2 separate regions of the Homo sapiens genome follow, and region 2 is linked to region 1. A link is a loop called in an ENCODE intact Hi-C map of the cell type or tissue named here. Cell type or tissue: CD4-positive, alpha-beta T cell. All regions are shown on one strand. Links, peaks and the distances in the headings refer to the core of each region. The heading gives the core; the rest is flanking DNA.

Region 1 (16,189 bases), core at 4,525-12,524:
GGTCAGGGAGTAGGTTTGATTTGTGAAAGGAAAATAAAAACTTGGGACCCCAATTCACTCTGTCGAAAGGAAAAAAGATAAGCCGAAAGCTGAGACATGCCAGAAGCTGCCTTTCCTTTTGTTCCTAAACAGATAGCTACAGGTAAAAGGTTAACTATCTCAACAGATAGCTATTCTATGTTCACCATATCTTATGTAAACTGCTGGATTTACTGAGCATGAGACAAATATATAATGGACTATTCCCCTACCTGCTCCTTTTCTCTTATAACATGTGGATTCAGTGATGTGACCATTCCCTCCCTCTTTCCCCGCTTTTCCCCTTTAAATACTGAAGCTCTCAAAATCATCTTTGGAGAAAGGCACAGACCACAGACTGTTCCTCTGATTCTGTATTTTTTTCTCCCCGGCATTGTCCTTAACCTTGGCAAAATAAACTTCTCAATTGATTGAGACCTGTCTCAGATACTTTTTGGGTTACAAATTGGCAACCCGTGAATGGCCTCTGAATGGAGGTGGCCCTGACCTCTGACAAATCTATCGTTGCTTGGTACTGGTTTGAGCTGTCTTTATTGCTCAAACCAACAGGACAGTTTTCTGGGTCCAGGAGCTCCCCCTTAAGAGAATGAGACCTGTCTCAGATACCTTTTGGTTTAGAGATTCCCTGAGCATCTTACTAAGCAAGTCATAGCTTCATGCTCCTCAAGGATCCCAGCCAACACTAAGGAGCTAAGACACAAGGGGGTCTCTTGCCATCTTGGTGTGTCCTTTCTATTTCCTCCTGTCTCCCTACTTACTCTCCTCTTGGAAGTCAAGATTTCTACCTATCAGCCTTGGGGCTCATTCCATCTTAATTCCTTTGTAAAGCCCAGTAGGAGGACAGAGACGCAGATACAGGAGCTGTTGGATGGAAAATGTTTTATTGGAGTTCCTGAGGCAGGAAAGAGTTATGGTAGGTTGAGAATCAGCGCTCACGCTAGCCCCCTCTTCCAGTGGAGGTCATGGTCACTGGGCATCAGGAGTTGCGCTCCTCAGTCCTTTCAGCTAGAGGGAGAGGGGTCAGGGTTAGATGGGGAACCCGTGGGTGCCCAGTATAGGATGGCATGGATGGAAAGGAATTTCTGCCTCGGTGTGAGTTCCCGTTCTCCTCTATATGTAGTAGCTAAGACCTCCCTTCAGTTTGGTGAGAAGGCTGATCCTCCTTTCCCTGTCCCCACTCTCTCTCCCATATCTTCTGCTTCTTCCCTTACCCCCAAGCTCCATACCCTCCTAATGCCCACACCTCTTACCTTAGGAAAGGCATCCCAGTTGAGGAAAGGAAGTTTCCTTTTGATAGACTAAAAGAAAGAAAGAGAAAGAGAGTGATGTGTTGCAGGTCAGCCGGGCATGGATGGGTAAGCATTCCCTTAATGAACTCCCACAGTAACCATAGTAACAATAATGTCATTATTTTGTCATTACTTTATCAAGAGCTAATATTTCCTGAGGCCTTAGTCTGTGTCTGCCTTGCACGGGCTGCTCTACAAGCATGATTTCAGTGGGTTTTTACAGCAACCTTTTGTGGTGGGAATTGTCATCATCCCCACATCACAGAGGAAGCGGAGGCCGAGGGAGCTGAAGGCGTTCGCATGAGGCCATGTGAGAAGTCAGTGCAGAGTCAGGAGACGCGGGCCCCAGCTCTGTCGCTGACTTTGCCTTCTAAGTGCGGGTGGGCCTCAGTTTTTCCATAGAGGATGAGGGGATTCAAATAAAATCTTGACCGATTAGCCTCTTCCTCTTCTGCAATTGTCCTTGGGGCCCTGCTCCTCCACCACCATCTTAGGAAAACACGGGTAGCCAGGACTGGCGCCGGGGGAAGCTTTCTTCCGTTGACAGCCCATTGGGCAGCATCCAGGCAGGACAGTCACTCCCTCCCAGAGATCAGGAACCAACCCATACATTTAAAGCCAAAATGTGTGGCCACTACCCTGGGATGACTGCAGACAACCGAGGAGGGCAAGGGGCGCCGGAGCACTCACCTCAAAGAGGGCGTGCCAGTTCAGGAACTCATCAGCCTTAAACGCCTGAGGAGGAAGAGAGACAGCAGAAGCAGGTCAGCTCCAGGGGAGGCCAGAGCTTAGCCCCCAGCCCTCTGGAGAAGGTGAAGGAACCGTGGCAGCTTTGCAAGCTCTCTACCAAGGCGTTTATCCCCTCTGTGATGAGGGTATTCGTGGGGGTAGCACCAGAGAAGCGTACTCACAGATCGCAATTTGTCGATGTTCAGGAACGGGGTGTTAAAGGCCTAGGCAGAAACGCAGGGTGTTAGGAAAGTTGCTAAGAAGCAAAAAGAGAGAGAGGACAGACTCGTGGCTGGAGGGCCGGGGAAAACAGACGGCTTACCTCGGGTCGTGACGCATAATTCTCAATGGTGCTTTCTTCCTGGAAAAGGAGAGGGAGAAAAGGCGGCAGGGGGTCACGTGATGCCAGGGCCCTTGCCCACATCCCTGTCTGCCAGCTCTGCCTTCATCCACAGCCCAGTCCCCGAAAGAACGCAACCCATTCCCCACCATGGTCTCCGTTCCAGTCGCGCACATGGTTGGCGGATGTGCAGGGTGAGGAGGGGGAATTGGAGAATGGTACATGTAAGCAGTGTCACCATGGGCAGCAGGCAGAAAGCCTGGAGCCGAGCATTCCTCTCCGGAAAAGCTAGCTAGTGCTGTCCTGCAGTTGACTTAAGTCTAAGAGGTGGGGTGTTCTGGAGACACCCACGCTCAGTCCGTATAGCTGGATGGGAAAGATTTGCGAGCAGGTGGGAGCCCAGCTGCTGAGGTGACCCGCCTGCCTCTCACTGATCGAGGTTGCTTTGCTTTGTGGATTTATTGCCACCACTGTTGGAGGTTCCATAATCCCCCTCCATGGGGACCCCACCCCAGGCCTCAGTGTGTCCCATCGTGTCTTCCCCATGACAGAGCCCAACACGGAGCCCGCAGGCTGGATCCAGATGCTTAGATCTCATAAAAATTTGGTCATTTGTTTTTTGGTTTGAATTAGACATTTTGAATTAGTAAGAATTCATAAATTCATCCAGATTTCTAGTTTCCCCTGAAAAATGTAAAACTCTAGGCACATCTTCCCAATCCATGGCGTCAGGTGGGGTGAAAGCTGCCCTTTCAGACTGGGAAAGTTGGCCCCATTTCACCTCAGGCCCTGACAGCCCCCCCAGCTCAGTGACACCACTGGCTTGGTCCTTAGCAGCTGAGCCTGTGCCCCTGTCTTAGACTTTTAAATCCGGAATAGGCATCAGGATTCCTCTCTGGCTGAGGACTGGATGGTAAAGATTCTCACTGTGGCCTATGCTCCAGAGACAGCAGGGAGCCACCCGTCACCTGGGCACCACTCCCAGGGGCACAAATGAAGCAAAGAGGAGCTAAGCAGGGGTGTCTCCAGAACACCCCAGCCCCACTCCTCTTTGAGTTAAGTCAGCTGCAGGCAGAACTAGCTAGTTTTTTGCTTTGCTTCACCCTCTCCACCTGCTGCCCATGTGGATGCAGGCCTGGGTTTGGAGCTGCTCTGCCTCACATTGCCGTTCTCCAGTTCCCCCTCTTCCCCTGCACGTCCCCAGGCATGTGTGCAGCTGGAACGGAATGGGTGAACACTCTTGAGAGCCCATGGTGGAGATAGTCTGAACCCAGACCACCCACTCAGTCCCAAGGTTCAGTACACGAGCCTCCCCAACACACTTCACCATCCCTTCCAGAAAGAGGAGCATCTCTGTCCCAAATGTCTCCCCAGGGATGCTCTGTTCCCTCCTCCCTTCCTCAGAGCCCCAGTTTCTTCAGCCCCCATCAGAATCCAAAACTAAGAGCCACTTATCCAGGAATGGACAGGAGGTAGAGAGATGGAGGGGTAGGTGGGTAACACGTATAAGAATAAAAATGCAGGTGACGTGCTCACCTCAGGACCACCCAGGGTGGCTCCCTGGGCAGAGTGGAGCACCAGGAGGGAGAGGAGCACCACGGCAGGAAGGACCGGGATCTTCATGGCGTCAAGTTTGGGGTGCTCTGAGGCGGGGCCTCAGTGCTTGCTCTTTATATTGCCAAGGAGGCAGATGAGCACAGAAATGGGGTCCCCACCCCACTGACTCACCCCCAGATCTTGTCGCCCACCCCCGGGGCTCTGGGAGGGGGAGGCATGGACTGTTCCTCATTTGCCTCGGATTTCTCAATTCGCATTCTGCCCCAGGCACGTGGAAGGTAACACTGCAATGGGTCTCTTCATGCAGATGGGGCTGGGACAGAGACAGGTTGGACCTGTCCCTCCAAGGGATTGGCAGTGGTACCCAAGCAACCTCTCCTTTTGTCTTTGTCTCTTTTCGTTATATCCCTCATTCCTCTCTTAGAATTCAGGCTTTTTCTTTTCTTTTCTTTTCTTTTTTTTTGACAGGCTCTCACTCGTTGCCCAGACTGGAGTGCAGTGGTGTGATCACAGCTCACTGCAGCCTTGACCTCCCAGGCTCAAGCAATCCTCCCACCTCAGTCTCCCTAGTAGCTGGGACTAGAGGCACGCATCACCTCACCTAGCTAACTTTTTTATTTTCTTGTAGAGATGTTGCAGCTTTTTTTTTTTTTAATTTTCTCGTAGAGATGAAAATGTCTCGCCATGTTGCCCAAGCTGGCCTCAAACTCCTGGACTCAAGGGGTCCGCCTGCCTTGACCTCCCAAAGGACTATAGGTGTGAGCCTGCGCTCCATGCTCATTCAGGCCTTTTCTTCCACCCTACCAAAATCTATGTAAACTCTTTAGCTTGGCATTGAAGGTGGTCCATGCTCTGAACTCAACCCACCTTTATAACTTCTTCCTTTACTAGCTTTGTACATACCTCACATTCTGGCCAAATTAGACCCCTTACCAACTATATCCTTCTTTTTCCCTCTTCAAAGCATCCGGCCATGCTGTTCCTTATTCCTAACATGGCCTTCTCTCATCTCCAGTTCTCAGAACCCAACACTCATCTTGGATGAAGCTTCCCAGATTTTTCCTGCAATGCCCAGTCCTTCTCTCCACACCTTTCCTTTCACAGAATTCCCATATTCATTCGTTTGTATGTCTCTGGCATTGTATCTAAGTAAGTCATGTTCTCGCCTTGTTTCCCTTTTAGAGTATCAAGTTCCTTGAGGTCAGGAGCTGTATCTTGATCAGCTTTACATCCCCCTAGAACCATGGCTCACACAGAACCCAGGTAGAGTCAGCATTGGTCAGATATGATACGTTAGACTTAGTATTCAGGCATCCTTCAGCCACAGTGTACATTTTCCTTTCATGGGGCTGAACCTTTCCATTTTCCAACTGCCCGTCTTTTACTCTTGGGTCTTCAGAGAAATGACTGTCTTGAGCTAAGATGACAAGGAACAGGGAACAAAAAACAGCTCTTAGGGTGCCCAGTTGGAGATGGGATCCAGGTACCCTGAACCTGGAGTGCCCACTCCATGTCATTGCCCTAACCCACCTTGCCCCACCCCCAGTTTGGAAGTTGGATCACCTCACTGTGACACAATGTCCTAGTCAAGCAGCCTTCTCCACAGTGAGGTTCAGGTGGCCAAACCGGCTCCTGCTGTAACAGGGAGGGGCTGGGACATGGACCGGCGCTGTCAGGGAAAAGCAAGACCTTATCAACACAACCTGATGCAATGCACGGTGGCGGTGGCCCTGGGTGGGAGGGCTGGACGGCATCCATGAACAACCTTTACGAACCCCAGAAGCTGGGCACCTCAGCTCCATCCTCACGCTGCCCCCACACCCCAGTCCCAGACATCCTCTTCAGCCTCCTCTGATTTTATAATGGCAGCTTCCCCTTTGCAGAGCTACCTGAGGGAACACTGCTTAGAGAACACTCCCTTAGCCCAGATGGCCACACAGTAGTGGATGTCACAGAGTTGGTGCTCCTGGAGGGGACGAGTTAGAGAATGACTGAGGTGGGTGGAGCACCTCCCAAAAGGTTTTCTGGAGGACACAAGTTCTGTGTAATGAATCCTTGCTAATTAACGAACAGTGACTGAAAAAGCTCATTAGCCACCATTCCATCCGCATAGGGTCGACTCCAGGGAGTGAAGAATCAGACAAAAGAGAACTGATGTTGTATAACCAGCTACGATTTGACAGGCGGGTGAGGGGACCCAGTGCCAGTTTTGGCCTGGGTGATCTAGAGCATCGGTCAATCCAACGCTGTCTTCTGTTTTGCTCTAGAGTCTAATCTGTGATTTTCCTTTGACAATAAATTGCCCTCCCTATGTTTTCCTCTCCACCCGATGGTATTGATAACAATGTTAGCTGAGTTACTGAGGCTTACTATATGGCAGACCTTGTACTAAGTGCTCCAAATACGCGATCTCATTGAAATGTCCCAGTGATTCTGACACAGGTGGGTACTATAATTATTCACATTCTATAGGCGGGGGAACCACAGCATATAGAGGTTAAATAACTCACCCCAGGTCACACAGCCAGAATGTGACAGGACCAGCATTAGAACGCTGGGCTTCCAGAGCCTGAACCTATATTGCTCCTCTCTATGCTGGACAGGCTATGTTACAGCACATGTAACACCCTGTGTGAATTAGACCCATGTCCTGAGAGTGGGGGGCAGACTGCATCGAACCCCCACAGGTCCCCTTTACAGTGTCCATTGTGGTGCATAGCCTGCACCATCAGAGGTGGCAGCCCCAAGCATAGGTGCATTCATTTAAATGAATCAAACTGCACACTCTTGACAAAATGAAAACGAAGAATGAAGGTTAGTGGCATCAGCCCCCGAATGAACCTGTGATTGCCTCCGTTTCCAGATGCCTCCAGTAGTATAATCATCTTGCCACACCAAGTATGTGTTTACAGATAGGGTTCCGTTTCTGGATCTAGTGTTCAACATTCTGCTGTTTAAAAATAGGTACTTTTTGTATCATACCTCTAAACACAGGCCAACTGCTTTGTGTGCTCAACCAAAGAAATTCTCTTCCTATGCTGGAAAAAAAGCTGTCTGTGTTGGACTCATGATTTGTTTCCACTTGGCATCTTCCTGGCACCTTCTGAGGGTAGTTTTTTGGGGTTTTGTTTGTTTGTTGTTTTTTGTTTTTGAGACAGAGTCTTGCTCTGTTGCCCAGGCTAGAGTGCAGTGGTATGATCTCGGCTCACTGCAACCTCCACCTCCCAGGAGGAGTGATTCTCCTGTCTCAGTCTCCCGAGTAGCTGGGATGACAGGCGTGCGCCGCCACACCCAGCTAATTTTTGTATTTTTAGCAGAGACGGGGTTTCACCATGTTGGCCAGGATCGTCTCAAATTCCTGACCTCAAGTGATCTGCCTCGGCCTCCCAAAGTGCTGGGATCACAGGAGTGAGCCACGGCGCCCAGCTAGTTCCATCTTGACGTGATTTTTGCTGTAAGCGGCCAACTTTAGAAGCCAGTGTCTCTCTCCAAACTCCTCCCTCTTCCTCCATCTACGCTGCCTGAGTAGTTTGTGTTCCCTGAGTTGGGTTGGGCAGATGGGGAAAGAGAGGGGCAGGGAGTTCTCCCTGGGAGAGGGTCCCAGCAGTTCAGGTGATGGGCTGCAGGAAAATCTGCCCGATACGCAGCTCAGCTTTGGATGAATCACGGAGGGTTAATGGAGTCAGGCAGCCGCAGAGACTGGCTCTGCAACATCACATCTCCAGGTCGGCTTGACTTCCTAGCTCCCTCACTGAGAATACCAGTAAACCTCTGTTTTCCCACAGGCCTGCCCCCACCCCACCCCAAATCTGCCAGAACTTGAGTGTGGGTAGGAGGCGAGGCCCAGCCTGGATTGCCCCATTGTGAGACACACCTAGGGCCTGGCAGCCAGCCTCCTGGGTCTAGGGAGGGAGTGGGGATTCCAAGAGAGAGACACTAGGTTTTCGGGGCCTTGGCGAACACTAGGTGGGAAGCCGGGAATCCTGGGAGAGAGAGGGGACTGGGATGTGGAGTATTAGGGGGCAGAACTCAGGGCATCCCTGTCCCATCCCTTCCTCCCTCCGTCGGTGTTGTCACAACCAAGAAAGCAGCCTCATCCACCAGCAGGTGTGGTTTCTTCCTTTGCCGCCCACCCTATGTGCCCGGTGCTTAAACCTCTCCCAGGAAGTCTTCCTGGATTGGTCCCACTTAATTCCAATCCCTCTCTCCATTGGCTAATTTGTAAATATTTATTTGGCTCTTGGTACTGGGGGCTGTAGATGGACAAAAGACCTGCCCTACAGATCCCATGTCCTAGCGAAGGAGACATCATAATGTAACCAAAAATAGATACGCAAACAAGATGACTTCAGAGAAGGACAGGTGCTGCGAAGAAAACGGGGCCATATGATGCTGACAGGGTTTCCTTGGTCGATGGCCTGAGGGCCGAGTGCGGTGGCTCGCACCTGTAGTCCCAGCACTTTAGGGGGCTGAGGCAGGAGGATCACTCAAGCCCAGGAGTTCCAGACCAGCCTGGGCAACATGGCAAGACCCCGTCTCTATTAAAATACAAATTTTAAAAGGTGGCCCAGGGAGGGACATTTGAAATTAGTCCTAAAAGCAGATGAAGCTCTGGCTTTCTGAAGACCTTGGTAACAGCCGCCCATGTTCCCTGATGGCCTGTGCCAGTAGGCCCAGAGGGACGTTAGAGAGGGAGGCCAGGCCCATCGCATAGAGCCGTAGTGAGGAATGGGGATTTTATTCCAGGGCTAATGAGAAGCTGGTGGTAGGTTCCGAGCAGGGGCTCCTTCTAGGGCGTTGTGGAAGAACGGGATCTAAAGAATAAGATGGAAGTTGGGGATTCAGGAGGTCACTGGAGGAGCCCTGAAGGGAGAAAGGGGTACCCACCCTTCACTGGAGGGCCCCTCATGCCAGGGGACCTTAGCCTGCCTCGGGTGTCACTCTAAGCTTTCAAGAGCCGCTTTCAGCTCTTTGGGCCAAGAACATCTCACGAGCCAAGAACCGTGTTGCTCACCTCCGCGTCTCCCCCGGTGCCTCAGTGACTGGGCTGAGGAGACTTCAGCTCCCCACGGGTTTCCACCCCCACCCACGCTCCGGGAAGCTCTCTGTGCAGCGAGGACGGAGCGTCCTCCCTGGGAGGGCCCCGCGCTCTCCCCCCTGTGGCCTCTAGGAGGTACTGCAAGGCCCTCCTATGGCGTTGAACTCCGGAGGACAAGTGCAAACCAGCATCAGGATTTCAGGACCCAGGAGAGAAGGGAGGCCAAGCAGAGGAGCGGCCCTCCCAGGCAGGCCGACTGGGTCAGCTCGGTCTCCTCAAGTCAGTTTTGGGCCGGGTTTCTTTCACGTATACATGCACTGTTTGAGGCCCTGTGCCTGTCCTGTGGGTGGAGAGTGACCTAGGCAGATGGGGGCCATGCCCTCAGGGAACTCAAACCTGGAGGGAGTCACTTAGGCTGGCAGGGCGCCTCCTGTCCACCTTTTACTTCCTGTCCCCTGCAGGGATCCCAGGGGGACAAAGGGGTGGGGGATCCTTAATCCGGGCATGTTGGACCAGCTTGGTGGGACTTAGGGGCTCCTACTGCAGACCCCCAGCCCAGTCCCAAGGGCTCTTCAGCGTGGGATAAGCCTGGCTCAGCCTGCGCCGCAGCCTCTCCTGTTTCATTGGTACAGTGATGGGGTGGAAGTGTTCTGCCTCCCTCCCTCTGCATCCTGGAAACACAGGGCAGTCAGTGCCCGTGATAAGGCCCTGGGTTAGATCCAGTGCCCCCAACTTCCTAAGCGCGTCTCCCCAACCACGCCCCCATCCCCACGGCAGCCTGTCCATGTGGAGAAGCACAGTCTCTATCAGCACCTCGCTCCTGTTTCCTGCCCTCTCCCTGACCTTCTGGGACTGACCTCCCGTTTTGAACAACCTCTTTCCCCCTGCTCCTGACTTGAATATTTCCATTGTCGCTTTTTCAGGCCAACAAAACACCTGTGGCTGCTTCAAGTGCAAAAAGAACAGTACTCAGGCCGGTCGCAGTGGCTCACGCCTGTAATCCCAGCACTTTGGGAGGCCGAGGCGGGCGGATCACGAGGTCAGGAGATGGAGATCATCCTGGCTAACACGGTGAAACCCCGTCTCTACTAAAAAATACAAAAAATTAGCCGGGCGTGGTGGCGGGCGCCTGTAGTCCCAGCTACTCGGGAGGCTGAGGCAGGAGAATGGCGTGAACCTGGGAGGCGGAGCTTGCAGTGAGCGGAGATCGCGCCACTGCGCTCCAGCCTGGGTGACAGAGCGAGACTCCGTCTCAAGAAAAAAAAAAAAAGAACAGTATTCAAGCCGGGCATGGTGGCTTCCGCCTGTAATCCCAGCAACTTTGGGAGGCTGAGGCGGGTAGATCACCTGAGGTCAGGAGTTCAAGAACACCCTGGCCAACATGGTGAAACCCCATCTGTACTAAAGATACAAAAATTAGCCAGGTGTGGTGGCGCATGCGTGTAATCCTAGCTACTCAGGAGGCTGAAGCAGGAGAATTGCATGAATCCAGGAGGCGGAGGTTGCAGTGAGCCGACATCGTGCCACTGCACTCTAGCCTGGGCCACAGAGTGAGATTGAGTCTCTAAAAAAAGAATGGTATTCAGATATAGGTTGGGCAATGATTTTTTTTTTTAACAGATGAGGAAACTGAGGCACAATGCAGGCTTCTTGTCAGAAATAAAACCCAGGTCTCATCTCTCTCAGCCTCTGTGCTTTATACCAGTTTCAGGCAGAAGGCAGATTAGCTGCCCCTGAATCACTCTTCCATCCTCCCTGAGCCAGGCCATCAACATAGCATTAAAGAATAAAATTTGAGAAAGTCGTAGGGAAACAAGATTCATGTTTTATTTCCACAGAGAAACTCAAAAGTAGGAAGCTCCTCCTTCCTGGAGAACTGTCACAGTGACTTCAGGTCACCAAAGGGAGGAGGTACAGAAAGATGCTGGTGTATGTGACGAGGCTGGTGGCCACTGAAGCACCACAGTGCAGTGGGAAGAAACAAGGAGAGACAAGCTGGGTCCCCAGCCTAGGAAACAGAGGTGTGGCAGCCGGGCCAGGGCTGGCACAGGCTGGGGGCCAAGGGGAGGAGCTCCCTGACGACCAGTGCTTTTCGGGGCCTCGGTGGTGGTTGCAAGAAATTGCCTAGAAGAAAGAAAATCAAATGGTAGCACGTGGCCACTCCTAAGCCTGCGGAAACGGGGCATCTTTTCACCCAGCGTCTGGGCACCCACCATTCTTTTGCTGTCCTACCTGTTCGCCTGTGGTGCCCCTCACTTTTGCTCCGCCTAAAACAGAGTTTGTGGTTCTGCCGAGCCAAGCTATCACCTCTCGCCCATGCAGCCTCGCTGCGTCCCACCTCTGAACCCTTCCACCAGGAGGCTCTTTTCTCCACAGTTCCCCTGTAACATCTCTATCCCGGTCCCTGTGCTCCATCTAGAACACCATCTTCTCAGAGCTGTGCCTATGTGGTCCCACCCTAAGGTGCTTTCCGAGGGTCCTAGGTCATTTTCTTTCTTCTTTCTCTCTTGCTTGCTTTCTTTCCCTCTTTCTCTCTCTCTCTCTTTCTCTCTTTCTTTCCAGACAGGGTCTCCCTCTGTTGCCCAGACTTGGAGTGCAATGGTGTGATCATAGCTCACTGCAGTTTTGAACTCCTGGGCTCAAGCGATCTTCCTGCCTCTGCCTTCCAAGTAGCTAGAACTACAGGCATGTGTCACCATGCCTGGCTAAGGTTTTTCATTTGTTTGTTTGTTTGTTTTGAGACAAGGTCTCACTGTGATTGCCCAGGCTGGAGTGCAGCGGTGCAATCGCAGTTCGCAGCAGCCTCAACCTCCCAAGCTCAGGTGATTCTCCCACCTCAGCCTCCAGAGTAGCTGGGATTACAATCATGCACCACCTCACCTGGCTAATTTTTTGTATTTTTAGTAGACGGGGTTTTGCCATGTTTCCCAGGCTGGAATGGTTTGTTTTGTTTTGGTTTGTTTTGTTTTGTTCTTTTAGAGATGGGGTCTTGCTATATTGCCCAGTCTGGTCTCAAACTCCCAGACTCAAGTGATCCTCCCACCCCAGCCTCCCAAAGCACAGAGATTACAGGCATGAGCCACTGCACCCAGCCCTAGATCACTTTATTATGGGTCTTTCTCCACACCCCACCATGAGGTCCCCTCTTCCTTATCACCTTTAGAGCACGCACCCAGAGCATACCTGACTTCATGTCGCTGCCCACTGAGATCTGAGGATATACCAAGATCCTGGCCCTGCCCCGGGTGACTGTGCCTCCACTGCCAGGATGTGGCCTGGGTCGGCTCACTCTGACACTCACCTACCAAAACTTCACCCACTGCAGCAGGCCAGGTTGCACCCGGGAAGCCTGCCAGAAAAAGAGAAAGTCTGAGTGGCCACCACAGGGTCCCTTCCATACCCTCTGGCCTCAGGCCCCTTCTCTCTCCAGCCAGATGAAGATCAGGCCCCCATACTCACCGAGGAAGAAGGTGAGACTCCCCCCTGCAAAAAGATCAAAGGAAAGTGATGTGGGGTCATGGCCTCCCTGTACTCTGCCATGGCCTCCACGCTCATGAAGGGCCCAGCAGCAAGGGCAGGCTCACACCAGGGCTATCACCAAGGTTTTCCAGTCTGACTGTGGACATTCAGGCTGTGGAGTTGGTTTCACAGCACGTTTATCATCCTGAGTGCACTTGATCCAAGATGATATTGAACATGGTTCCTGGGCACGTACTGACCAAGGGGGTCAAAAGAGCATAGGCCTCGCTTTGGCCTGCCAGGTAGGGAGACACTGACCACAGATAACCCGGCAGAGTGGAAGCCACAGATAACTCAGCAGAGTGGAAGCCACAGGCAGTAGAAGCTGCATGTCCCTCCTCTCACCAGCCTGTAGTTTCTCGTCCCTCAGTGGAAGGTCCTCTCCCCAAGGGCGGGGACTTTATTGTCATGAGAGATGGAAATACACAGCCTGCTGTTGCTTTGTCAGCCAAATTTGTACTTAGCATATTCATTTACTGATGTTATGAGATTGCCTTCTTTGCAACGGAATAAAACCAAATTCTCACGTATTTTTTCTTTTCATTTCCTTTGTGGAATAAAGCATTCATTTCACCGCCAACCAGGCATCCACAGGCCGGCCTCCCCTAAGTGCTAGTCTGCTTTCCTCGCCCTCCATTCCATCTTCCCCCGCAAAAAAAGGTCCACAGAGAGGGAACCTGTGAGGAAGAGCTGCTTGCGTGTTTTGCAGGTGTCATGATTTTTTAAAGCCTATATTCTTCTTGGAGAGGGTGTTGGTTCTCAGTTTTCTCTGTTGCTGCTGCTGCTCCTTTTTAACCTTTTCTGACTGGGTGGGTGTGAGGCGCATTGAACCCTCCTGCCCTCCACTTCCAAACTGTCTCAGGGAACCCGAGTCTCCCTTGCAAAGGGGTGGGGAGGCCTGGACTCAAAGAGAGCGGGATCCGGCCTCCGGCAACCAACCGAGAGGACCCCGGCAGTGAAAGCCTCTCTCCCCATCCCTCATGCAGAGCCCCCAGCGGGAAGACAGGGTGGTTGCCGGTCTCACCTTTGCAGGGGTCTTGACTGAGTACTTCCCACCATAGGCAGTGGGATACGCATGCTGGTTGTAATTGTAGTTCTGTGGAAGAAGTGGGCATGGCGGTTAGAACAGACGGACGAAGGCCATTTTGCTCTGGAATAAACATCCCACCTTCCTGCCTGGACCAGACCTTTCCTAAAACACCTGCCTGCTCCCCTCCTTGTGTCACGTGTTTTCTTTTATACAATCTCCTCCAGCCAGCCAGGGCCCCCACCCTCACCTGCCTTTACTGTCCTAGCCCAAATGGCCGCCGCCTCCTCCTCCTACTCCTCCTCCTGCCCTCAAGACCTCTGCCAACTCTTCAAGTGTTACTTGGGAGGTGAGGGTAGGAGACCAAGAAAAGAAGTGCCAGGACGTAACCCAGCGGGTCCATGGTAGATGTCTCACCTTGGAAGTTACAGCTGCCACCTCCTGCCATCCTGCACCCGGCTGAGAAAGCCATTGAATGGAGGAGTGAAAGAGAATTTCAGATTGCCCAGACCCGGGAGCAAGGCCAAGGGGGACCAAGGGCCCTGCAGGGTAACTTGAGGACAGAGACTCACCTGATCGTCTCTGCCTGCACGTTTCTGCAGTGATGACGCGTCCGCACCCTGAAAGGAAGAAGGGGCCACAGTTCGTGCCTCCGCAGTCGTGCGGGCATTGCCGGGCTTTCAGAGCCCCAGTTTCTCCCTCACCCCACCCCTTTCCACGTGCTACCTATAGAGAAGGCAGTGAGCCTGGAGGAGCTGATGGCCCAGATAGATAGAAGACAGATATCCACACTCAGCATTGGGAGCCAGGGAGAGAACCAGGTTTGGCAACACCTTCCCCACCCATGCCGTGGGAGAGTTGGCAGCCCCAGCCTAAGACTGAGCTAGAACAAGTGAGCTGCAGCCATGCAGGCTCCTCTGGGGCAGACGCAGGCACTGCAGCCCAGCCCACCTTCTGCCTGCACCAAGTCCTGCTGCTATGCCCGTAGGCCCTTAGTCCCTGCACACCGACGCCATGCCCCACAGGGTGCTTGAAGGAGGGGTTGTTATCTGCAGAAGCTGCGTGCTTAGGTTAGCTCTGGACCACAGGAAGCAAAAGAAGAGAAATACAAGAAAACAGATAAAGCAACTTAAGACACTGCAGATGCACCGGACACCCCCCCCAGCCCCAGCGCAAGAGGAGAAACTCTAAGCGTTGAAAAGAAGTTCAGTTCCTGCCATCACGGCTTCTCCACTTGGACCGTCCGCCCTGCCACACACACACACAGAGTGACAGTGAAGTCCTGACTCCAGCATTAATTCTGCCTTATCCATACCTGACCTTGAACCTAAACCCCACTGCAAGCCCTAACCCTGAGGTCACAAACTGGTTGACCATGGGCCTCCAGATATTTTTTGCTTGGTCTACTTAAAAATTAAATTAGTTACAGTTAGAGATCAGCATCCTGGTTCTTCGTGAAACATCAGACAACACGCCACCCTGTTCACACATGCATGCATGACTGCACTTAGCTGGAGCGCCTCGACCTCCCCCTTTGCAGGGCCCCACCTGTCCAGCCTCATATACTTGGCACACGTAGACACGGGAGCAGGCAGCCTTTGTCTCAGTGCCCACGGGTCCTGTTTCTCAAAGGCTACTGGCCATGCAGAATTGGAGTGTGGTCTTTGGCACCGCCCAGAGGTTCTCCCCATCCTCCCTGACCCAGGTCTTCAGACCCTCAGCAGCTGCCTCCACTAGACAGGGACCTGACCCCTGCACACCGCCCTCCCGTTCCACCTCAGCTGTCCTCCCCATGCCGCAGCCTAGGCCCCTTCTTCCCCTCAATACGATCTCCCCGCACCTGTGCACCCTGCGGTACCCACCCAGCCGTGGCTCCCCTGGGTCCAGGCCAGGCCCAGCAGGAGCAGGAGCAGAGCAGAGGCAGTGGCCGGCTTCATGTTCATGTGCTTGTGGAGGCCCCAGCCCTCGGCCTCGGCTTTTATGCTAGGGAGGTCCTCCCACCCTGCTCCTCAGTGACTCACGGCTTCTCCCTCTCACCCCGCCCCCACTCGGGATTGCACAAAGCCTGGGAAAGTGGGAAGGGAGGGGAAGAAACTGGGACAGACACCTGGGTCAGCGGCTCGCCCAGGGCCCCGAACCCTGTGTCCCAGAGCTGAGAAGTCCTGCCCCCCTTACCTCAATAATTGCTTTCCAGTTGAGGAAAGGAGTGTTCTGTTTGAAATCCTGCAGGGAGAAGGAGGGCAGAGTGGGCCGGGGAGGCAGAACCCACGGGGTGGTCTATGCAGCAAATTGGGGGGATTCCAGATCTCGGGTAGGAAGGAGCTTTTGGGTGTGGCTTGGGGTTGGAGGAAGGTAAGCACGTGGGAGATTGAGGGTGTCAGCACTTGAGATGGTATTGGTGATAAGATTTGGTGATAAGATTTGGATGAGCTGTCTCAAAAATGAAGAGGGGGAGTTGGCTGGGCGCGGTGGCTCACGCCTGTAATCCCAGCATTTTGGGAGGCCGAGGCAGGTGGATCACGAGGTCAGGAGATTGAGACTATCCTGGCTAACATGGTATAAACCCTGTCTCTACTAAAAATACAAAAAAAAAATTAGCCGGGCACGGTGGCAGGCGCCTGTAGTCCCAGCTACTCGGGAGGCTGAGGCAG
Region 2 (16,189 bases), core at 2,717-10,716, 260 kb before region 1:
CATGCCTGTAATCCCAGCACTTTTGGGAGGCTGAGGCGGGCGGATCACCTGAGGTCAGGAGTTCAAGACCAGCCTGGCCAACGTGGTGAAACCCCGTCTCTACTAAATAGCTGGGTGTGGTGGCGGGCATCTGTAATCCCAGCTACTCAGGAGGCTGAGGCAGGAGAATCACTTGAACCTGGGAGACGGAGGTTGCAGTGAGCCGAGATCGCACCGCTGCACTCCAGCCTGGGTGACAAGCGTGAAACTCCATCTCAAAAAAAATAATAAAAATTTAAAAAAATTTATCTCTGGTTACTGTTCTGACCTCCTGCACCTTTCCCCCTACTCCCTACCCTCCAACCACGCTGGCCTCCCGCTGTTCCCTGAATCTGTCAGGCAGGCAGAGGGGCTCTTGCCCCAGAACCATTGCACATGCTGGTCCCCGTCTCTTCCCTCAGCCATCTGCATGACTCAATACATCTTCAACAAATATTTTTCTCAGTTGCTCCCTTTCCTTCCATCCCCTTTTCTAAACACCTTCTCAGGCGGTGGCTCACACCTGTAATGCCAGCACTTGCCAGCACTTTGGGTGGCCAAGATGGGAGAATCACTTGAGGTCAGGAATTCGAGGCCAGCCTGGCCAACACGGTGAAGCCCCATCTCTACTAAAAATACAAAAAATTAGCCAGGCATGGTGTCGGGCATCTGTAATCCCAGCTACTCAGGTGGCCGAGGCAGAAGAATAGCTTGAACCCAGGAGGCAGAGGTTGCAGTGAGTGCAGATTGCGCCACTGCACTCCAGCCTGGGTGACAGAGACACTGCCTCAAATAAATAAATAAATAAATAAATAAATTAAATGATCTTCCAGACTTTTCCCAACATAGAAAAAGATGGAAGATTTCTATGAGACTTGCATCACCTTATCTCAAAACCTTATAAGGACATTACAACAAAGAAAAACCTCAGGTCAATCTCTTTTGTCAACACAGACACACTATCCCAAAGAAAATATTGCAAATTGATTCCAGTGATTTTCTTTACACAAGGATAAATATAAAGACCAAATTGGGTTATTTCAGGACGGCAAATTTGGGTTATATTTGCACATCAATTAATGTAATTCACCACATTAACAGAATAAAGGAGAAAAACCATATTATTATCTCAGTAGATACAGAGAATGCATCTGATAAAACTCAACATTCATTTATGGCTCAAAACTTTTGGCAAACTAGGAACAAAAGGAAATTTTCTAAGAAGATAAAGTGTTTCTATTAAAAACCTAGGACAGGCCGGGTACAGTGGCTCACACCTGTAATCCCAGCACTTTGGAAGGCCGAGGCGGGTGGATCACCTGAAGTCAGGAGTTCGAGACCAGTTAGGGTAACATGGCGAAACCCTATCTCTACTAAAAATACAAAAATTAGCCGGGTGTGATGGTGGGTGCCTGTAGTCCCAGCTACTTGGGAGGCTGAGGCAGGAGAATCATTTGAACCCAGGAGGCGAAGGTTGCAGTGAACTGAGATTGCGCCATTGCACTCCAGCCTGGGCAACAGAGTGAGACCCTGTCTCAAAAAAAAAACAAAAAACAAACAAACAAACAAAAACACCTAGGGCTAAATTATACTTCATAGTAAAATACTAAGAATAACACAAGTATTTCTGCCATCAACTTTTCCATTCAGCATTTTACTGGAGGTAAGATACAAGCAAAAAATTAGATATAAGGTCATATATTAAATATGATTTATATACCAGCAACAAAGAATTAAAAGATGAAACTTAAAAGATTACTATAGGATAGTATGAAAAAATTAAATACCTAGGAATAAATATAATAAAAGATATGTGAGTCCTCTACATTAATAACTTCACATTATTGGGAGAAATTAAAGAAAGACTAAACAATGGAAGTATTTGCCACATTCACGGATTGGAAGACTAAATATTGAATATATATTGATTTACCCCAAATTTATCTTTAGATTCAATAAAGTCCCAATTAAAAAAAAATAAGAGTTTTGGGGTGGAAACTACAAACCGATTCCAAAATTTGTATATAATGGGCCAAGAATAACCAAGACAATCTTGAAGAACAAAGTTGGGAAACACTACCACATATTGTGACTTATTGAAAGGTATAAAAAGACACTGTGGGCTGGGTGCAGTGGCTTGTGCCTGTAATCTCAGCACTTGGGAGGCCAAGGAGGGCAGAATCACTTGAGGTCAGGGGTTCAAAACCAGCCTGGCCAACCCCTTCTCTACTAAAAATATAAGAATTAGCCGGGCATGGTTGCGGATGCCTGCAATCCCAGCTACTTGGGAGGCTGAGGCAGGAGAATCGCTTGAATTTGGGAGATGGAGGTTGCAGTAAGCTGAGATTGCGCCATTGCACTTCAGCCTGGGCAACAGAGGGAGACTCCATCTCAAAAATAAATAAACAAATAAAAGGAAAAAAAAAAAAGAAAACCAAAGACACTGTGGCATTGGGACAAGGATGGATAGATAAATTGTATCCAGGGTCCAATCAGGAGACAGAAACATCAGTGTCTACATTGTCATGAGCCCATGGGCCTGAGTAGCTCGGTCTCTAGATTCTACATTTGGCCTCCCCCTGAATATCAGAAGCCTGTGCAGACAAGAACTAGGTCATTGCTGTGTCCCTAACATCACCTGCCCAGGGCACACTCAGAGGAAACACCAGGGAATTCTTCCTGCATGCGCATCTCAGCAAGCCAGTGAGGAGACCTTTTCCTTAGCAGAACCAACATGAAGGCTTATGGGCTGGGAGACGGAGCCCGGTTTTCTGTTGGAAGGTAACCCATGAGCCCAGGTGAACACAGAAAACAAAGTCTGGGTGAGGGTCAAGGGCAGGGCTACGGCCCTGGTCCTGTCACCTGTAGATGGAGGCCAAGGGGCAGGTGAGCCACCTGTTGTTCATCCACTTGCCAGGCTGGTAAAAATCAAAGATGAGGTATGGCTAGTGAATTTCCTTGACGGGGTTGCAGGGTACGTGGCAGGCTTCCACCTGCAGTTCGGGCCGCATGCGGCTGAATTGCATCTTCTCATCTCTCAGATACAGCTGGCAGGGCATAGGTTTTTCCACGGGCTCCTCAATGTAGCAGTACCCCAGGCGTCTGCACTCACCCAGTTCCCCACAGCGGTTACAGTCCTGCCGGGGGTCCCAGTGGGTAAAGATGAGTACCTTGCCATCCAGGATCAGGGTCTCATTCTGCAGGGACTTTTGGTCCAGGCTCTTGTGCGTAACATGAAGGGTGGTGACAACCTGGAAGTCGATCTCGTATTGTACCATGAGGGTATCATCATTGCCCTGGCAGCGATAGAGGCCAGTCTGGGAGGGCTGAGGGTTGGTCAATTGAAGGCTACCCCCAGGCAGTTTCCTTATGTCAGGCATTGAATTAAGCAGAGAAGGATCTTCCCCAAGAATGGAAGAGAAGTACCAGAGTGCCATGGGATGGTCACACTTCAGGACAGCATCACTGCCTGAGAGTAGGGCTCGCTGGCAAAGGTCCTTGTAGGCACAGCTGATTAACATCTAGGCTCACAGAGTGGGGCAAGAAAGGCTAAGCAGCCACAGGGTGTCCAGCATAGTGGACCAAGGCTGTAGAAGGAGGCTAGGAACTCCCTGGCCATTGTGAAGTCACTCACAAAACTCGAGGATCAGCCTAGGCAATGGAATGAAACTTGATCCACTGTGCTTCCAGGAGTACAATTCAGTTCGTGTCATCAAATGGCTTGTCATAGGTTGTAGGGTCGAAGGTCAAATATCCACATGAGCTAGGCAGGAAACAAAATGGGTGAGCTTAAATCAGAACAAACGAACTACAAAGGCAAATTATTGGCCCTCCACATACCCAATATATAATGATGGAATGGGACAAAATGACTTTATGACCATCAGAAAGTGGAAGAAGAGGCAGGGCCCAGTGGCTCACACCTGTAATCCCAGCACACTTTGGGAGGCTGAGGCCGGTGGATCACCTGAGGCCAGGAGTTCAAGACCAGCCTGACCAACATGGTGAAACCCCGTCTAACCCCGTCTCTATTAAAAATACAAAAATTAGCCAGGTGTGGTGGTGCATGCCTGTATTCCCAGCTGCTTGAGAGGCTGAGGCAGGAGAATCTCTTGAACCCGGGAGGCAGAGGTTGCAGTGAGCTGAGATCCACCACTGCACTCCAGCCTGGACAACAGAGAAAGACTCTGTCTCAAAAAAAAAAAAAGAGAAAGAAGAAAGAAAGAGAGAGAGAGAAAAAGAAAAGAAAGAGAGAGAGAGAAAGGGAAGACACACAGAAATCACTGCTCTGTACCACTTCTGCAATCCAGTGGGAAAACATTACAAGGACCCCCTATCTTGTAGATGGGAAAGATTCCTTAACTAGCACCGAAGCAGCTCCTTGTTGTGTGTGGGGAGGGTAGGGGGATTCCCAAATCATTGTTCTCTGTGGGTCATGTCTCACTCTCCAGGGAAATATCTCCTTTTCTCATATTCTCCTTGGCTACATCTGAAGATGTGCCCTCCTTGAGACAACAGCAGTTTACTCAGCCTGCTTTCTATCTCCCACAGTTTGGGACCTACGGTTCTTATAAGCCTCTAGTCAACTAAATATGTAAACAAACAAACAAACAAACAAACAAAAACACACACATAGCCGTAGTTCTGTTCGAGATGTTCTCAGGCTGGGCTCGGTGGCTCACGCCTGTAATCTCAGCACTTTGGGAGGCCAAGGTGGGAGGATTGCTTGAAGCCAGGAGTTCGAGACCAGCCTGGGCAACATGGTGAAACCCTGTCTCTCCTAAAAATACAAAAATTAGCCAGGTGTGGTGGTGGGCTCCTGTAATCCCAGCTACATAGCAGGCTGAGGCAGGAGAATTGCTTGAACCTGGGAGATGGAGGTTGCAGTGAGCCAAGATCACACCACTGCACTCCAGCCTGGGCAACAGCACAAGACTCTGTCTAAAAAAAAAAAAAAAAAAGATGCTCTTATCCTCTCTCTCTTTCTGTCTCTTTCTCATTTCAGGTACCTTAAACTCTATCAGCCATCCTTGGCGAGCTATATCTCTTAACTCTCTTTCATGGAGACATTTGTCCACCTGAAAGCGTTTTCTGGTAGTATCTTAATTCATTCAGAGAATTTTTAAACAATGGGTAATAATTATTTACCTAGGCTTATACTTTTGATTTTATCCTTGTCAAAAGCTGAATTCTAATTGGACTTTATCTCTCAAAGCCCTTCTCAATTTTTAGCTAACTTTGGCCAACTTATACTGCTAACATCTTATATTCCAGCAGCTTCCTTGAAAGCTACAAGTCCATTAAATACATTATCTGCCTTCCAGAGTATCTCAGGCAACAGCCTCCATCCTTCTGGTTTCAAATAAGTGTCTTAGTCCCAAAGGTATCTAAGCCAATGCTGTCTTTTTATTTTTGATTACCTCAGCACCCTACTCCTGATACTATTTTGGTATCAATCTAGATAAGTTATTTGCTACTATAATAAACTTCCAGCCAGGTGTGGTGGCTCACGCCTGTAATCCCAGCACTTTGGGAGGCTAAGGAGGGCAGATCACCTGAGGTCAGGAGTTTGAGACCAACCTAGCCAACCCTGTCTCTACTAAAAATACAAAAAATGACAAAACCCTGTCTTTACTAAAAATACACAAATTAGCCAGGTGTGGTGGCATGCACCTGAAGTCCCAGCTACTTGGGAGGCTAAGGCAGGAAGATCACTTGAACCCGGGAGGTGGATGTTGCAGTGAGCTGAGATCATGCCACTGCACTCCAGCCTGGGTGACAGAGCAAGACTTCATCTAAAAAAAAAAAAAAAAAAATTCCCCCCAAATCTCAACCACATAAAACAACTAAGGTTTACTTTTTACTCATTGTGCATTGGTATTGGAATCACTCAGGAATCCAGGGTGATGGCGCAACTGCCATCTCAAACATTTTCAGTTTCTTCCAAGGAGAAAGAAAGAGCTCTCTGTAAGATTTTGGGTCTACATTAAATGCTTTGCCCTTAAGTAACACATGTCATGTCGCTTGCTCACAAACCATTGGCTAGAAACAGCTACATGGCACCACCAATCCACCAAGCCAACAAAAGAAATTGAACTCTAGCTGGGCGCCGTGCCTCACGCCTGTAATCCCAGCACTTTGGGAGGCTGAGGCGGCGGATCACGAGGTCAGGAGATCGAGACCATCCTGGCTAACACCGTGAAACCCCATCTCTATTAAAGATACAAAAAAATTCGCCGGGCGTGGCGGTGTGCACCTGTAGTCCCAGCTGCTGGGGAGGCTGAGGCAGCAGAATGGCGTGAACCTGGGAGGCGGAGCTTGCAGTGAGCCGAGATCGCGCCACTGCACTCCAGCCTGGGCGACAGAGCAAGACTCCATCTCAAAAAAAAAAAAAAAAAAATGGAACTCTACTATTTCCAGGAATCTTTTGGCAAATGGCAGTAATGATTTCCATGGCTAATGTCTATTACAAGGGATTTTTCCTCTGGTGTTCTCCTTTATATCACAGAGTTAAAACCATTTCCAAAATCCTCACATCAGCTCTCCCCTAAAGTTCTACTGGCCAGGATTGGGGCCCATGCCCAGGTCTAAACCAATCTCTGAAAATAAATGAAGCTTACATCGTTGGCTTAAACCAATTAGAATTTGTTGCCTAGGATTGGGTAAGGTCAGCTTTTTCTTAGCAGAAGCCACTGAAGACCCAGACAAAATCAGGGTTTTGTATGCAGGGGAGTTGTAGAAAAGAATGCTGATTTGGTGTAGCCAACCATGTCTTCCACAGCATTGACTGATGGGAAAATATTAGTTGTACCAGAATTGTGCCAGGCACTGTGTGAGCCACATGACCCCAGGCAAGTTGCTGAGACTTTCCTTTTTTTTTTTTTTTGAGACAGAGTCTCACTCTCTAGCCCCCAGGCTGGAGTGCGGTGGTGCAATCTTGGTTCACTACAGCCTTTGCCTCCCAGGTTCAAGCAATTCTCTTCCCTCAGCCTCCCAAGTAGGTGGGATTACAGGCATGTACCACCATGCCCAGCTGATTTTTGTATTTTTAGTAGAGACGGGGTTTCACCATGTTGACCAGGCTGGTCTTGAACTCCTGACCTCAAGTGATCTGCCCGCCTCGGCCTCCCAAAGTGCTGGGAATACAGATGTGAGCCACAGCACCCGGCCAGAACTACTGGAGACTGGTAAATTTATAAGGAAAAGAAGATTAATTGACTCACAGTTCTGCATGGCTGGGGAGGCCTCAGGAAACTTCCAATCATGGTGCAAGGCGAAAGGGAAGCAGGCACCTTCACAAGGTGGCAGCAAAGAGACAGCAATTAGGGAACTGCCAGCTACTTTTAAAGCATCAGATCTCATGAGAACTCCCTCACTGCACGGGAGAAACCACTCCCATAATCCAATTACCTTCCACTGGGTCCCTCCCTTGACCTGTGGGGATTACAATTCAAGATGAGACTTGGGCGGGGACACAAAACCAAACCATATCACTCATCCACCTTGCACCAGACACCAAGGATCCAGGCTAAGTCCCTGACCTCTTGGAGCTTACATCCTAGTGGGGATGTATTAGTCAGGATAGGTTAAGTTATGCTATGTAACAAAGGATTCTAAAATCTTAGTGGCTTAATAAAATTTTTTTTCATGCGACATGTCCAAATTTGGCTGGGGAGAGCTATACTCCACAAAGTCCCTTCAGATACTGTGGCTAACAGAGGTGGTACCATCTGCAACATCATTAGTTGCTATGGCAGGATAAGGGAGTATAGCAAATCATGAACTGGCAATTGAATGCTTTGGTCAGTGATATGGTTTGGCTGTGTCCCCACCCAAACCTCATCTCATATTGTAGCTCTCATAATCCCCACGTGTCATGGGAAGGACCCGATGGGAGGTAATTGAATCATGAGAGCAGGTTTTTCCCATGCTATTCTCATGATAGTGAATAAGTCTCACAAGATCTGATGGTTTTTTTCTTTCTTTCTTTCTTTCTTTTTTTTTTTTTTTTTTTTTTGAGGGAGAGTCTCACTCTGCTGCTGCCCAGGCTGAAGTGCAGTGGCACGATCTCAGCTGACAGCAACCTCTGCCTCCCTGGTTCAAGCGATTCTTGTGCCTCAGCCTCCTGAGTAGCTGGAATTACAGATGTGCACCACCATGCCCAGCTAATTTTCATATTTTTAGTAGAGAGGGGGTTTCACCATGTTGGCCAGGCTGGTCTTGAGCTCCTGACCTCAAATGATCCACCTGCCTCGGCCTCCCAAAGTGCTGGGATTACAGGCATGAGCCACCATGCCTGGTGAGATCTGATGGTTTTATAAAGGGCAGTTCCCCTACACACAGTTGCTTGCCTGCCGCCATGTAAGACACGCCTTTGCTCCTCCTTTGCCTTCTGCCATGATTATGAGGCCTCCCCAGCCATGTGCAGCTCTGAGTCCATTAAACATCTTTTTCTTTAGAAATTACCCAGTCTCAGATATTTCTTCATAGTAGCAAGCAAATAGACTAATACACAGATGGTAAACAAATAAATGACTAATAAAACATCAGGTCATGGTAAATGCTTTGAAGAAAAAAAGAAGGCGCAAAGAGAGATTGGGGATGGAGACTATTAGGGGATGAATTATGACCCCACAAGTTCATATGTTGAAACACTGACCCCCAATACCTCAGAATATGACTGTATTGGGAAACAGGGCTTTTAAAGAGGTAATTAAGTTAAAATAGGGTTGTTAGAGTGGGTTCTAATCCAATATGACTAGTGCCCTTAAAAGATGAGGGAATTAGAACCCAGGCAGAGGGATGACCATGTGAGGACATAGTGAAAAGGGAACCATCTGCACACCAAGAAGAAAGGCCTCAGAATGAAACCAAACCTGCCAACACCTTGATTTTGGACTTCTAGCTTACAGAATTGCGAAGAAATAAATTTCTGTTGTTTAAACCACCCAGTCTCTGGTGTTTGTTATGGCAGCCCTAGCCAACTAATATAGAGACTATTTTATTTTTATTTATTCATTTGTTTTGAGACAGGGTCTCATTCTGTCACCCAGGCTGGAGTGCAGTGGTGTAATCATAGCTCACTGCAGCCTGAAACTCCTGGGTTCAAGTGATTCTCCTGTCTCAGCCTCCTAAGTAGCTAGGACTACAGGGACGTGCCACCATGCCTAGCTAATTTTTAAAATTTTTGGTAGAGATGGTAGACTGGATAAAGAAAATGTATACACCATGTAGAGGCTTGTCTTAAACTTACAGCCTCAAACTATCCTCCTGTCTCAGCCTCCCAAAGTACTGGGATTACAGGTGTGGGACACCATGCCCAGCCTGTGGGGAGAGAGGTAGGTGAGAAGAGAAGGCTTCTCTGAAGAAGTGACATTTGAGCAGACCTATATAAGATGGTTATGAAGATTCACACAGCGGCTCATGCCTGTGATCCCAGCACTTTGGGAGGCTGAGGCAAGTGGAGCACCTGAGATCATGAGTTCAAGACCAGCCTGGCCAACATGGTGAAACCCCATCTCTACTAAAGATACAAAAATTATCCAGGTGTGGTGGTGCACGCCTATAATCCCAGCTACTCAGAAGGCTGAGACAGGAGAATTGCTTCAACCTGGGAGGTGGAGGTTGTAGTGAGCTGAGATTGTGCCACTGCATTCTAGCCTGGGTGACAGAGTGAGACTCTGTCTCAAAAAAAAAAAAAAAAAAAAAAAAAAATCCAGAGAAAGCAAGGTCTGAACTAAGCACACCGCACATGCAAAGGTCTTGAGGTGGGAACAGGTTTGCTATGTGAATACCCATCAGCCAAAGACAATCAGGCATGCACCTATGAACAAAGTTAGGTTTTTTGACTTGCTGCAGTGAGGGCAGATGTACACCATGGGGAATGGTGTGGTGTCTCAGGAAGGTGTCAGAGAAGACTAACAGAATTTGGGCTGTGTTGTATGATTGTGGGAAGGATTCAAAGAAGTGGGGATTTGCTTTGGGTTGGGTGCTATCAAAAAGTGTAACCAATTCTTTTTTTTCAAACTTTTGATTTTAAGTTCAGGGGTATGTGTGCAGGTTTCTTATAGAGGTAAATTTATATCATGGGGGTTTGTTGTACATATAATTTCATCACCCAGGTATTAAGCCTAGTACCCCTTAGCTATTTTTCCTGATCCTCTCCCTCCTCCCACACTCTACCCTCTGATAGGCTCCAGTGTGTGTTGTTCCCCTTTATGTATTTGTGTTCTCATCATTTAGATTCCACTTATAAGGGAGAACATGCGGTATTTAGTTTTCTCTTTCTGCATTAGTTTGCTAAGGATAATGACCTTCAGCTCCATTCTTGTTCCTGCAAAGGGCATGATTTCATTCTTTTTTATGGCTGCATAGTATTCCATAGTGTATATGTACCACATTTTTTTAATCCAGTCTACCATTGATGGACATTTAGGTTGATCCTATGTCTTTGCTATTGTGAATAGTGCTGCAATGAATATAAGTGTGCATGTGTCTTTATGATAGAACAATTTATATTTCTTTGGGTGTATACCCAGTAATGGGCTTGTTAGGTTGAATGGTAGTTCTGTTTTTAGGTCTTTGAGGAATTGCCACACTGTCTTACATGCTAATTAACACTCCCACCAACAGTGTGTAAGCATTCCTTTTTCTCTGCAACCTCGCCAGCATGTTGTTTTTTGACTTTTTAATAATAGCCATTCTGACTGATGTGAGATGGTATCTCATGGTGGTTTTGATTTGCGTTTCACTAATGATTAGTGATGTTGAGCTTTTTTATATGATTCTTGGCCAGATGTATATTTTCTTTTGAAAAGTGTTTGGTCATGTCCTTTGCCCACCACGAGTGTAACCAATTCTATCTTTTCTAGAAGGTGAGAAGAACGGAGCAAAGCTAAAACTGAAATTGGTAAAGAAACAGCAGCCATTCAGATCAGCTGAGAGAAGGGGATGCTTGATATTTTGTGGTTTGGACAGTGTTCCTGTTTTGTCTCTGTGCAGGCATAATTACAGAGCAGTCTTGTTTCTATCTAGATGCATCAGAGTCACAGACAGGCCTTTGTTGTTGTTGTTCTGTGAACATTGTTCACCTTCAACAGGAGAACATCATGACCTAACAGTGCATTCTAGACAAGCTGCTAGCAACACCAAGACCCAGTTGTTACTGTTAGGCCAGCTCCCAGCTGTTAGAGGCTGCTTTCTCTTTCTTACATAGATGAGGAACTTCAGTGAAGTCTCTTCCAGCAATGAAAGACTGATCAAATGGCTTTCACTCTGTGACCCTCCGTTTCCTTATTTTCAAAGGATTTTAATTGTACTGGCCACATAGTGCTCTTGTGTGGATTTGATGAGATGTTATCTATAAAGTATCAGCCAGTATTATTATCTAGGGGTTAGCAATATGGACTCATCCTCCAAATATCAGAGTTCTGTGTTGGGACTCTGGATTACTACTTCTGATCATGGTTGTGCAGACACAGGGGGTGGGCCATGATTGGCTTAATCCCCACCAGCTGAACTGGCTTCCAGAAGGTATAAAGGGATAGCCACTGGATTTTCTCCCCTTTTGTTCCCTTTGGAAGGTGGACATTTAGGGATTAGGATATTCAAAAGCAACTGTGCATACAAGGGAATTTAGAAAGTCACTGCACAAGCTCAGGGAAAGATGCAAATTCAGAAAAGACCTAAGATGATCATAAGCTTTCATTTTAGGTTGATTCTAGCACAGATACATCTTATAACAATAAACAAACAAAAAAACCAGCAAACCCTGGGGAATGGGGAAAAGCTGATTTCCAGAGTTAGCACATTGTAAGATTCAAATGTCCATTTTCAACAAAAAAGTCACAAGACATACATACAAAGAAACAAGAGAGTATGGCCCATTCAAAGAAAAAATAAATAAACAATACCTGAGGAAGCCCAGGTGGTAGACTTACTAGACAAAGACATAAATAACTGTCTCAAAGATGCTCAAACAGCTAAAGGAGACATAGACGAAGACAGAAAAATGATGTATGAACAAAAGAAGAATATCAGCAAAAAGACAGAAAATGCAAAAAGGAACCAAAAGGAAAATTCTGGAGCTAAAAATACAATTAACTGAAATAAAAAATTCACTGAAGGGGCTCAAAAACAGATTTGAGCAGGCAGAAGAAAAATCAGCAAACTTGGTGACAGGAAAATTTATTGAGTCTGAGGGACAGGAAGAAAAAAGATTAAAGAAAGCTGAACAGAGCCTAAAGGATCTGTGGGACACCACAGAGGAGACCAACATACATATTATGGGAGGTCCAGAAGGAGAAGAGAGAGAAAAAGAGGAAGAAAGAATTGTAATTTTAAGAAATAAGATTGAAAACTTCCCAAATTTGATGATAGACATGAATCAACAAATCTAAAAACTCAATAAACTCCAAGTATGAAAAACCCAGAGATTCAAGCTGAGACACATTATAATCAAACTGTAAAAAGCCAAAGCCAAAGAAACAATCTTGAAAGCAGCAAGAGAGAAGCAACTTGTTACATTCAAGAAATCCTCAATAAGATTATTGGCAGATTTATCATTAGAAACCTTGGATGCCAAAGGCAGTGGGTTAATACACTTGACATGCCAAAAGAAGAAGAAGAAAAAAAAGACCTATCAACCAAGAATTCTATAGCTACCCAATCTATCCTCCAACAATGAGGAAGAAGTTCAGATATTCCTGGATAAACAAAAGCTGAGGGAGTTCATTACCACTAGTCCTTCCCTACTAGAAATGCTAAACGAAGTCCTTCAGGTTGAAATGAAAGAGTGCAGACAGTAATTTGAAGACATGAAGAAAAAAATTAAAATCTCTGCTAAAGGTAAATACATGAGCAATTATAAAAGCTACTGTTATCATAATTTGAGTTTATAATTTCACTTTTTATTGTCTACATGATATAAAATAAAATGGATGAAAACAATTATTAATCTTCATTATTGGGAAAACAATGTATATAGGTGTGATTTGTGACACTGACAACAGAAAAGGAATGACAGAGGCCAGGTATGGTGGCTCATGCCTGTAATCCCAGCACTTTGGGAGGCAGAGGCAGGTGGATCACTTGAGGTACCTGAGGTCAGGAGTTCAAGAGCAGCCTGGCCAACATGGCGAAATCTCATCTCTACTAAAAATAGAAAAATAAAATTAGCCGAGCATGGTGGCAGACACCTGTAATCCCAGCTACTGGGGCGGCAGAGGCAGCAGAATTGCTTGAACCCAGGTGGCAGAGGCTGCAGTGAGCCAAGATTGCACCATTGCACTCCAGCCTGGGTGACAGAGCAAGGCTCCATCTCAAAAAAAAAAAAAAAGAAAGAAAAAGGAAAAGGAGTGACAGAGCTATATAAGAGCAGAGTTTATATATATACTATCGAAATTAAGCTGGTATAAATGTAAATTGGAGTATTATAATTTTAGGTTTTATATATAATATAATCTCCTCTATAACCACAAAATAAAAAGCTACAAAATATACACAACTGGAAATGAAAAGAGAATCAAAACATTTCGCTACAAAAAAAAAATTAAACATAAACAGTAATGGAGAAAATGAGGGACAAAAAGCCATAAGGTATATAGAAAACAAGTAGCAAAATGGCAGTAATTTTGCTGATAGTCATTTCTTTAAATCAAGATGGAGATTTCCAGAATGTATTTTTAAAAACCACCCAACAATACGCTGTCTATAAAGGATTCATGTTAGATCCAAAGGCACGAATATGTTCAAAGCAAAAGATATGGAAAATGATATTCCATGCAAACAGTAACCAAAAGATAGCTTGAGTGGCTATGCGAATATCAGACAAAATAGACTTTAAATCAAAACAATTTACAAGAGACAAGACAGACATTACAAATTAATAAAAAGTTAAATATCTCAATAAGATGTAACAGTTATAAACATTTCTGCACCTAATAACAGACCTCAAAATATAAAGCAAAAATTGATAGACTCAAAGGAGAAATACACAGTTCTACCATAATAGTTGGAGAGTTCAAAATCCCACTTTCAATAATGGATAGAACACACAGACAGAAAGTAAGTAAAAATATAGTGGACTTGAACAACACAAAAACCAACTAGACCTAACAGATACATATGGAACACTCACCCAATTAAAAAAAAAATCCAAGTACACATGAGACATTCTCTATGATAGATGACATGTTGAGGCATAAGTTAAATCTCAGTAGATTTTAAAATACCTATCAAACGAACTCTTTTCTTTGATCACAACAAGATAAAGTTAGAAATCAATAATAGAAGGAAAAATGAAAATTCACAAATATGTGAAAATTAAACAACATTCTCTTAAACAACCAACAGGTCAAAGAAGAAATCACAAAGGAAATCAGAAAATACTTAGGGACAAGTAGGAAAGAAAACAAAATATACCAAACTTATGAGATGCCCCAAAAACAGTGCTCAGAGGGAAATTAATAGCTATTAATGCCCATGTAAAAAGAATAACTATCTCAAATTAATAACCTGACTTACATCTTATGGAACTAGAAAAAGTAGAGCAAACAAAACCCAAAGCCAGCAGAAGAAAGGAAATAATAGAGACTAGAGCAGAAACTCATAAAATAGAGAAAGAGAATAGACAAAAAAATCTGTAAAACCAAAAGTTGGTTTTTTGAAAAGATTAACAAAATTGGCAAACCTTTGGTGAGACTGATGAAGCACCAAAGAGAGAAGACGCAAATAACTAAAATCAGAAATGAAAGTGGCAATACCACTAATTTTAAACCACCTAGCAAAGAAAAATCTTAAACCAGATGGCTTCATGAGTTAGTTCAACCAAACATTTAAAGAAGAATTCACACAAATAATTTTCAAACTTCCAAAAAATTGAAGAGAAGGAAACACTTTCTAACTCATTCTGTGCAGCCAGTATTACCATAATACCAAAGCCAAATAAAGAAATCACTAGAAAAGAAAATTACAGACTAATATCCCATATGAATATAGATACAAAAATCCTCAAAAAAATTAGCAAATCAAGTTCATTAGCATATTAAAAGGATTACTCAAATATCCAAGTATGATTTATGCAGGAATGCAAGGGTGGTTCAACATAAGAAAATTAATCAATGTAATACATCACATTATTAGAATGAAGGTAAAAAACACACACATGATCATCTGAATTAATACAGAAAAGGTATTTGACAAAATTCAACACACCTTCATGATTAAAAAAAAAAAAACAGAAAACTAATCATACAGGGAAAATTCCTCAATGTGATAAAGGGTATTTATGAAAAACTCACAGCTATCATCATACTCAATGGTGAAAGATTGAAAGCTTTCCCCCTAAGATCAGGAGTAAGACAAAGATGGCCATTTTCACCATGGCTATTGAACACTGTATTGGAAGTTCCACCCAGAGCTATCAGACAGAAAAAGGAAATAAAAGTCATTCAGATTGGAAAGAAAGCAGTAAAACTATCTCTATTCACAGATGACACGATCTATGTATAGAAAATCCAAAAGAATTCACAAGACAGCTACTACAGTTAATAAACAAGTTGCAGGGTACCAGATCAACACACAAAAATCAGTCATGTTTCTATGCACCAGCACTGAACAATCCGAAGAGGAAATTGAGAAAACAATTTCATTTACAACAGCATCTAAAACAATTAAATACTTAGGAATAAATCTAACCAATGAGGTGAAAGACTTGTACACTGAAAATGACAAAAGATTGCTAAAATAAGGCCTGGCACGGTGGCTCAAGCCTGTAATCCCAGCACTTTGGAAGGCCGAGGCGGGCGGATCACGAGGTCAGGAGATCGAGACCATCCTGGCTAACACGATGAAACCCCATCTCTACTAAAACTACAAAAAATTAGCCGGGCGTGGTGGTGGGCGCCTGTAGTCCCAGCTACTCAGGAGGCTGAGGCAGGAGAATGGCGTGAACCTGGGAGGCGGAGCTTGCAGTGAGCTGAGATTGGGCCACTGCACTCCAGCCTGGGTGACAGAGCAAGACTCAGTCTCAAAAAAAAAAAAAAAAAAAAAAAAAGATTGATAAAATAAATTAACAAGTATCTAAATAAATGGCATAAATGGCAAGATGTGTTCATGGATAGAAAGACTTAACATTAAAAATGTCAATACTACCCAAAACAATCTACAGATT

The links. Hi-C counts contacts between places; a loop is a spot of excess contacts. Peaks named below come from ENCODE experiments on the same cell type or tissue, not always from the same donor. Only the 100,000 strongest peaks of a DNase experiment are listed, where the experiment ranks them.
Region 2: a loop joins it to region 1, with 7 times the contacts of the local background. A loop is called at or near these places in 6 of 110 quality-filtered maps.

Annotation. Positions count from the first base shown.
Region 1 is chr19:35,486,423-35,502,611 of GRCh38, forward strand. It overlaps DMKN (dermokine), which reads right to left. Exons shown (of 16, transcript NM_033317.5): 11 at 15,714-15,761; 12 at 14,111-14,158; 13 at 13,536-13,607; 14 at 12,452-12,475; 15 at 12,294-12,341; 16 at 10,798-11,116. The coding sequence ends at 12,294. It overlaps LOC124904703 (a long non-coding RNA gene), which reads right to left and starts at 10,026. Exons shown (of 2, transcript XR_007067242.1): 1 at 8,969-10,026; 2 at 8,170-8,768. It overlaps KRTDAP (keratinocyte differentiation associated protein), which reads right to left and starts at 4,042. Exons shown (of 6, transcript NM_207392.3): 1 at 3,934-4,042; 2 at 2,380-2,418; 3 at 2,240-2,281; 4 at 2,019-2,063; 5 at 1,290-1,337; 6 at 902-1,044. The coding sequence starts at 4,020. The coding sequence ends at 1,006. RefSeq lists enhancers at 8,424-9,370, 13,695-14,196, 14,197-14,696. In CD4-positive, alpha-beta T cell, for the core only: a CTCF peak has its summit at 9,115 (motif pointing right); a DNase peak (open chromatin) is centred at 9,099; H3K27me3 peaks cover 190 bases.
Region 2 is chr19:35,229,411-35,245,599 of GRCh38, forward strand. It overlaps the pseudogene FAM187B2P. Among named protein-coding and RNA genes, the nearest start is that of FAM187B, 8.8 kb to the left of the region's middle. In CD4-positive, alpha-beta T cell, for the core only: a CTCF peak has its summit at 7,323 (motif pointing right); a DNase peak (open chromatin) is centred at 7,321; H3K27ac peaks cover 219 bases.